Linked DNA regions of Homo sapiens: region 2 is linked to region 1. A link is an interaction called in ENCODE POLR2A ChIA-PET data of the cell type or tissue named here. Cell type or tissue: endothelial cell of umbilical vein. All regions are shown on one strand.

Evidence for each region. Peaks named below come from ENCODE experiments on the same cell type or tissue, not always from the same donor. Only the 100,000 strongest peaks of a DNase experiment are listed, where the experiment ranks them.
Region 2: POLR2A ChIA-PET joins it to region 1 with 5 read pairs; 2 of 35 experiments call an interaction of 5 or more read pairs at or near these places.

What each region holds. Positions count from the first base shown.
Region 1 is chr16:15,012,818-15,016,817 of GRCh38, reverse strand. PDXDC1 (pyridoxal dependent decarboxylase domain containing 1) reads right to left here. Exons shown (of 23, transcript NM_015027.4): 9 at 605-689. Among named protein-coding and RNA genes, the nearest start is that of MIR1972-1, 4.4 kb to the right of the region's middle. RefSeq lists enhancers at 1-410, 411-912 and a silencer at 3,703-3,808. In endothelial cell of umbilical vein, no CTCF peak of the experiment used is centred here; DNase peaks (open chromatin) are centred at 2,385 and 2,644; H3K27ac peaks cover 1,489 bases.
Region 2 is chr16:15,586,583-15,590,582 of GRCh38, reverse strand. It overlaps MPV17L-BMERB1 (MPV17L-BMERB1 readthrough), which reads right to left. Exons shown (of 6, transcript NM_001414674.1): 6 at 2,324-3,866. The coding sequence ends at 3,754. It overlaps BMERB1 (bMERB domain containing 1), which reads right to left. Exons shown (of 6, transcript NM_033201.3): 6 at 2,324-3,866. The coding sequence ends at 3,754. Among named protein-coding and RNA genes, the nearest start is that of MIR6506, 23 kb to the left of the region's middle. RefSeq lists enhancers at 1-57, 2,998-3,499. In endothelial cell of umbilical vein, no CTCF peak of the experiment used is centred here; no DNase peak of the experiment used is centred here; H3K27ac peaks cover 265 bases.

The sequences.
Region 1 (4,000 bases):
CTCCCTGTATGATGTGGTGGATATGGGCTACTCTGGCTGCCCACGTCCGTTCCCCCTGCTTCTCTTAATGGCCCTACAATAGCCTTCCAGGGCGCCATCTCCATTTCTTCCAGCAGAACATGAGCTTTGTGGGGAGGAGACACCACTATCTGCTCCAGAGGAGAGCAAAGAACCTCAACTATCAGAGGATTACTTCTCCCTGGCCACAGTGGCTGGTTCAATACGAGACTTCTGTTAGGACTTCCAGCTGACCACGAAGCTGGAAAGAAGGCTGGAGTTTCTGCAGCTACTTTGCACTGTAACAGGAAGATCTGTCCACAGATAGAGGAAACCAAGCCCAGTGCCTGTGACTGGGGGAGCAGAGGTGGGAGTAACACACTGGATCCTGGTTGATGTCGTGCCTGAGGCAGTCATAACACTGCTCTTTGTAGTTATGTGAGCCAGTAAGATCTCTTTGGGCTTAAGCCAATTTGGGTTATTTTGTGATCTGTGACCCAAAGAGCCCTTCGTGATAAATGTCACCAAAGTGAGAGCCTGGATGTCCAGTCCTCATAAGGACTCTGTGCAGGCCCGAATGGAGCCACCAGCCTCACCGCCGGCTTACCCCTCCACATGAAGCCATATGCCATACTGCTCACAGAGTTCTTTCAATCTCCCAATCTTGTCTGTGTGTCCTACTGCTGCCGTTCCTAGGATAAAACACATCAGGGCATTAAAAGGAACAAATGTTTTCTAAGGCTTTATACCTTAAACACTTTTATACACATTATCGCCCTAGGAGGGAAGTGACTTATTATATCCCTATTTTATTGAGATTTTCTTTGTGGAAGGACTTAAAATCAGTGTTTGTGAGTTGACTTATTACAAGCTTTGAAGAGTATGTAATCTCTATTACATGTATCTAATTGTGTCATTGAATTCTTTTATATACTTATTTTCTATCTACTTGATCTGCTGACTCATGAGAAATATATTCAAATCTCCCACCAAGATTGTGGTTTGTCAATATATACTTGTGTTACATCAGACTTTTCCTTTAGCTTTCCTTTATATATTTTAAAGTTATGTTCACAAGCATTCATAACTGTTTTTTTTTTTTTTTGAGACGGAGTCTCACACTGTCGCCCAGGCTAGAGTGCAGTGGCATGATCTCAACTCTGCAACCTCCACCTCCCAGGTTCAAGCAATTCTCCTTGCCTCAGCCTCCCAAGTAGGTGGGATTACAGGCGGTGGCCACCACGCCCGGCTAATTTTTTTGTATTTTTAGTAGAGACGGGGTTTCACTACGTTGGCCAGGCTGGTCTCGAACTCCTGACCTCGTGATCCACCTGCCTCGGCCTTCCAAAGTGCTGGGATTATAAGCATGAGCCACCGTGCCCAGCAGGTATAACTGTTATTTCTTTTAGGAGATTACATCTTTCATCAATATGAAGTCTATTTTATCCCACACTAATATGGCTATGGTACTTTCATTTTGTCAGCATTTGTCCAAGATAAACTTTTCCACCTTTTTATTTTATTGTCACTTCCTGGATTATTTTGATTTAGATATGCCCTTTATAAAAATCATATAGGTGGGCTGGGCACAGTGGCTCACATCTGTAATCCCAGCACTCTGGGAGGCCCAGGCGGGTGGATCACAAGGTCAGGAGATGGAGACCATCCTGGCTAACACGGTGAAATCCCGTCTCTACTAAAAATACAAAAACAAAATTAGCCGGGTGTAGTGGTGGGCGCCTATAGTCCCAGGTACTCGCGGGGCCGAGGCGGGAGAATGGCGTGAACCTGGGAGGCAGAGCTTGTAGTGAGCCGAGATCGTGCCACTGCACTCCAGCCTGGGCAACAAAGCAAGACTCCAGCTCAAAAAACAAACAAACAAAACATATAGATGAATTTGTTTTGTTTCCACCCAGGTTCCTTGTAATACAGAACATGCATTCTGAAGCCAGCTTAAGCATATTAAGCACTTTCAGCCGCTCCCTTGGTAATTGATTGCACTACAGATTTTGCTGGGGAGATCCCTTTTCAGAGAGAGCTTAGTTAAAACGTTGAGTCAGGCATTCCCCCAACCGTCCTAAATTTCCAGTTAGCAGTAAGCCAACTAAAAAGATTTCAAACACTCACCAACGGCCTCAACAAACACAGCTAAAGAAAGTAGTTCTTTTGTAAGGTCTATGCCAGGAAAAGGGCTGAAAACTTTTTCCCCTCATACCTAAATCTACCTCAAATTAAAAAAAAAAAATCTTAACAGACACATTTAGTTTAGCTGAAACAAGATCAAATGTCAATGCATGGGCTGTGCCACAGGCTCTTCCAGCAAAATAAAAGCGTACTGCTGTGTTAGTGCCTGGATCGCATGCAGATTCTCTTTTCGTATTTCTTGGCAATGTCTGGTGACTAACCCTTGACATGTGTCTGCTGACATCTGCAACATAATCACACTGGCAAGTCACTCAGTCACATGCAAACTGCAGCCCCTCCAGTTTATCATGTGATTGAATATGGGTGAATTTGTGTTTTTAAACAATAAGGCAGGAAGTGATGGTTTTCCTGTTGGCAATAAAGTGAATATTTATGTGGTTTTTCTATTTTGTCTTTTTTTTTTTTTTTTGAGACAGAGTCTCACCCTGTTGCCCAGGCCGGAGTGCAGCAGCGCAATCTCGGCTCACTGCAATCTCAGCCTCCTGGGTTCAAGCTATTCTCCTGCCTCGGCCTCCTAAGTAGCTGGGATTACAGGTGCCTGCCACCACAACCAGCTAATTTTTATATTTTTAGTAGAGACAGGGTTTCGCCATTTTGGCCAGGCTGGTCTTGAACTCCTGACCTCAGGTGATCTTCCCGCCTTGGCCTCTCAAAGTGCTGGAATTACATGCATGAGCCACCGCACCCGGCCTAAATAAGCAGTTTTATTGTAGTATGATTTTTTTTTTTTTTTTTTTTTTTGAGACAGAGACCCTTTCTGTCGCCCAGGCTACAGTGCGGTGGTGCGATCTTGGCTCACTGCAACCTCCACCTCCCAGGTTCAAGCGATTTTCCTGCCTCAGCCTCCCAAGTAGCTGGGACTACAGGTGCACACCACCACACCTGGCTAATTTTTGCATTTTTAGTAGAGATGGGGTTTTACCACATTGGTCAGGCTGGTCTTGAACTCCTGACCTTGTGATCTGCCTGCCTCAGCCTCCCAAAGTGCTGGGACTACAGGCATGAGCTCTCATGCTCGGCCTATTGTAGTATGATTTACATGCAACAAAACTCACTCATGTAAGTATACGGTCCAATGAGTTTTGACAAATATATAGAGCATGTAACCATCAACACAATCAAGATTCAGAATACTTCCATCAACCCCCAAATCCCATCAACCCCAATATAATTACCCTTTCCCTGACTCCTCACTGGCCCTGGAAAATCCTGATCTGCTTCTGTCACTGTAGTTTTTTGCCTTTTTTTTTTTTTTTCTTTTTTTTTTGAGATAGGGTCTCACTCTGTCGCCCAGGCTGAAGTGCAGTAGCACAATCTCGGCTCATTGCAAGCTCCGCCTCCCGGGTTCAAGCCATTCTCCTGCCTCAGCCTCTCAAGTAGCTGGGACTACAGGTGCCCACCACCACACCTGGCAAGTTTTATTTATTTACTTATTTATTTTTTACAGAAACAGAGTCTCACTCTGTCACCAAGGCTGGAGTGCAGTGGTGCGATCTCACCTCACTGCAACCTCTGCCTCCCGAGTTCATGCCATTCTCCTGCCTCGGCCTCCCAAGTAGCTAGGACTACAGGTGCCCACCACCACACCCAGCTATTTTTTTGTATTTTTAGTGGAAACGGGGTTTCACCATGTTAGCCAGGATGTCTTGATCTCCTGACCTCGTAATCTGCCCGCCTCGGCCTCCCAAAGTGCTGGGATTACAGGCTTGAGTCACTGTGCCTGGCCTGACATTATATTTTAAAGAATTTTTTTTTTTTTTTTTTAAGAAAGGATCTGGCTCTGTCACCCAGGCTGGGG
Region 2 (4,000 bases), 570 kb before region 1:
CCTTTTTTTTTGAGATGGAGTCTCGCTCTGTCGCCCAGGCTGGAGTGCAGTGGCACAATCTCTGCTCACCGCAAGCTCTGCTCACTGCAAGCTCCGCCTCCCGGGTTCACGCCATTTTCCTGCCTCAGCCTCCTGAGTAGCTGGGACTACAGGCGTCCACCACCACGCCCGGCTAATTTTTTGTATTTGTAGTAGAGATGGGGTTTCACCGTGTTAGCCAGGATGGTCTCGATCTCCTGAACTCGTGATCCGCCCGCCTCGGCCTCCCAAAGTGCTGGGATTACAGGCTTGAGCCACCACGCCCGGACCCCCCAAGCCCCCCCTTTTTTTTTTCCGAGATGGAGTCTCACTCTGTTGCCCAGGCTGGAGTGCAATGGTGCGATCTCGGCTCTTTGCAACCTCCGCCTCCTGGTTTCAACCGATTCTCCTGCCTTAGCCTCCCGAGTAGCTGGGATTACAAGCATGTGCCACCACACTTGCTAATTTTTGTATTTTTAGTAGACATGGGGTTTCACCATGTTAGCCAAGTTGGTCATGAGCTCCTGACCTCAAGTGAGCCTCCCACCTCGGCCTCCCAAAGTGCTGGGATTACAGGCATGATCCACAGTGCCCAGCCTTGACCCACATTTTTTATGGGGAAAAGAGGGCGGTGGGCCCTTTGCAGCCTGAGTTTTCACTGCACGTTGGAGCGGGAGGGGTCTGTGGTGGGTGGAATTGGGTCCTCCCCAAATGCATGTCTACGTGGAGCCTCAGAATGTGACCTTGGTTGGAAAGAGGGTTTTTGCAGAAGTAATTAAGGAAAGGGTCCAAATGAGATCATACTGCATTCGGGTGGCCCTCACTCCAATGACTGGTGTCTTTTTAAGATGAGAGGGTGCACAGAGGCACATATACAGCGGAGGCGGCCACGTGGAGACAGAGGTGAAGACTGGAGTGGTGCAGCCAGGGAACTGCCAAGGTGCCAGGAGCCACCAGGAGCTGCAAGAGGCAAAAGAAGATTCTTCCCCACAGAGGGAGCAGAGCACCGCAGACAGGTTGATTTCAGGCTTCTGGCCTTTAGGACTGTGAAAGGAGACGGTTCCACTGTTTTAAGTCACCCAGTAGAAGGTCATTCATTATGGCATCCCCAGTACACGAAGAGTCTGGCTTCATGATTGGTCTAGGTTGGTGAAGGAGGACACGGGGTCCTCTGAGGCCATTGTGGTGGCACTGAGTAGCCCAAGGGACCCTTTTCAGCATCAGAATGGTGGGAAGTGGTGTGCAGACCAAAGCCGCGAACACGCAGAGTGGGAGGACTGGGGTCTAGCAGCCTGCTGGGAGGGCCTGTCCAACCAAAGACCTTTTGATCTACAAATTTTTTTTTTTTTTTCGAGACGAAGTCTCGCTGTGTCACCCAGGCTGGAGTGCAGTGGCGCAATCTCAGCTCAGTGTAACCTCTGCTTCCCATGTTCAAGAGATTCTCCTGCCTCAGCTTCTTGAGTAGCTGGGATTACAGGCACAAGTCACCACACCCAGCTAATTTTTGTATTTTTTGGTAGAGATGGGGTTTCTCTGTATTGGCCAGGCTGGTCGCGAACTCCTGGCCTCAAGTGATCAGCCTGCCTCTGCCTCCCGACGTGCTGGGATTACAGATGCGAGCCACCGCACCCAGCCAATTTACAAATATTTTGAAAATGCTACTTATGAATGGCCCAATAATTTTACTTCTAGGAGTTTATCTTAAGGAAAAAATAAAAAATTCAGATGAAACCTTATCCCCCTAGATGTTTATCAAGACACTATTTTTTTTTTCCAGGGGGTGCGATCTTGCTCTGTTGCCCAGGCTGGAATACAGTGGTGTGATCATGGCTCACTGCAGCTGGAACCTCCCAGGCTCCAGCAATCCTCCCACCTCCCAAGTAGCTGGGATCACAGGCCCGCGCCACCGCATATGCCCAGCTATTTGTATTTTTAGTAGAGACAGGGTTTTGCCATGTTGCCCAGGCTGGTCTCGAACTCCTGGACTCAAGCAATCCTCCCGCCTCAGCGCCTGGCCCAAGACACTTTTTTTGTTTTTTTTTGAGATGGAGTCTTGCTCTGTCACCCAGGCTGGAGTGCAATGGCACGATCTCGGCTCACCGCAACGTCTGCCTCCTGGGTTCAAGTGATTCTCCTGCCTTAGCCTCCCAAGTAGCTGGGATTACAGGCACCCATTACCATGCCTGGCTAATCCAAGACACTATTTATAAGAAAACCTAGAACCAGTCTACACATCCAATAGTGAGGAAATGATTAGATGAATTACAGTACATCCACAAGATGGATTACTAAACAGACATTGGCATGATTTATGAAGAGTGTTTAATGTTTACAAAGAGCTTTTAATGATGTGGAAGATGGTGGTATAATAAGTAGGAAAAAACTGGTTATAAATGATACCACAATATGATGTCAACGATGAAAAAATGCACAAAAAAAGACTTTTTTAAAACGTCGAAACATCAGAGTGGTCTCTAGTTGGAGGAATAATTTTTTTTTTTTTTAAGACAAACTTCTTCATACTTTTTGTACTTTTAAAATGATTTACTATGTACATGGATTACTTCCATAATCAAGAAAAAAAGTAAAAACTTTTAAAATGCTGTGAACGTGGTTTCCATTTTTATTTTCTCTGATGGGTGACTGCACATCAGCATCTTGAGTTATGCTAACTACTTAGGCTGGTCACGACACACACACACATACAGAGAAGTCACACAGGCTGTACCGGGCTGGCTGTTGCAAATGTACATGAATTACACGGGTTGAAGTTGTTTGGCAGCTAGTTAACATATGCCACCCAATGACGGGACACAATCTGGTCACACGCTGCCTCTCCTGCCTGTTGCTGTTCTTTACAAAGGTCCGTGTGTCGGGCTGGCAAAGTGGCATCCTGCTGGCATCTCTGTGGTGGCCCCGGAATGGTGGAGTGCCCAGGTCAGCATCTACTCTGGGTCCCATTCTCAACTGCTCTGGCCTTGACATCAGAGCTTCCGGTTCCCTGCTGGCTCTTCTGCACACTGGATCCATGCCAGTCCAGGCCCCCTCCAGGCACACACCTGAGGCAGACTGAGAGCACAATGGACGCTGTCCTGATGTGAACTGTGCCCAGACACAGGATGGGGGGAAGCGGGAGATGTGACCACGACACCACACACAAGCTCGATCTTTACAGATGGGCCCTCTGGGACTGCTATATGGGTGGTGCCCGAGAGACACGGGGGCCATGTGGAGCCCTCCAGGGCACAGTTGCTGGGAGAGGACAGACGGGAGGGGACCTGTGCCCATGTGCCTAGCTCTGAGAGCAGAGCTAGGAGGGTGGATGGGGAACGTGTCCGACATGGTGCTAGATTGTTGAGAAGTCACGACTACACACAGCTGGGGAGCATGCCCCTCTCCCAGTTCATTCACACGGTGGGTTAGATACAGCTAGAGAGAAGTGGAGATATGCTTTTTTGAGGGAGGACCTTTCCTGGTGTTTGGATAAACAGTGAGACAGACTCCTGGGTTCGGCATGCTCTGGGGAGGACCATGCGACGGTGAGAGACTCCCTACTGCTACACTCTGTACAGGGTGGCCAGGCCCGCCTGCCGTGCCCATGGCCTCTGGTGACAGTCACGGGCTTGCCTTCAACCCCTTCTGCCTTGGAGAGCTCTTGGGCCCCGGTGAAATGGGGGCTATAAAGACAAGAGGGTGGGGGGGGGTCCCCATGGCCCAGGGCACCCCACGTGGGGGCTACATGATGTTGCACTGGGTGGCCCCGCAACAATCCTTGATCAGTGCCAGCCCCGTCTTGGCCACCGTGGGCTTGCTAGGTGGGGGCTCTGCTTTCTTCTCTGCCCGGGAGCCTGCAGCAAGATGTGGGCACAGGGAGAGGGGGAGAAAGGAACAGAGAGAGAGAGGTGAGGTGAGCAGAGCCCTGACCATCTGCAGCCCAGCCCCACTGCAACCCCTGGCCAGGTCTTGTTCCAGGCCTTGTTCA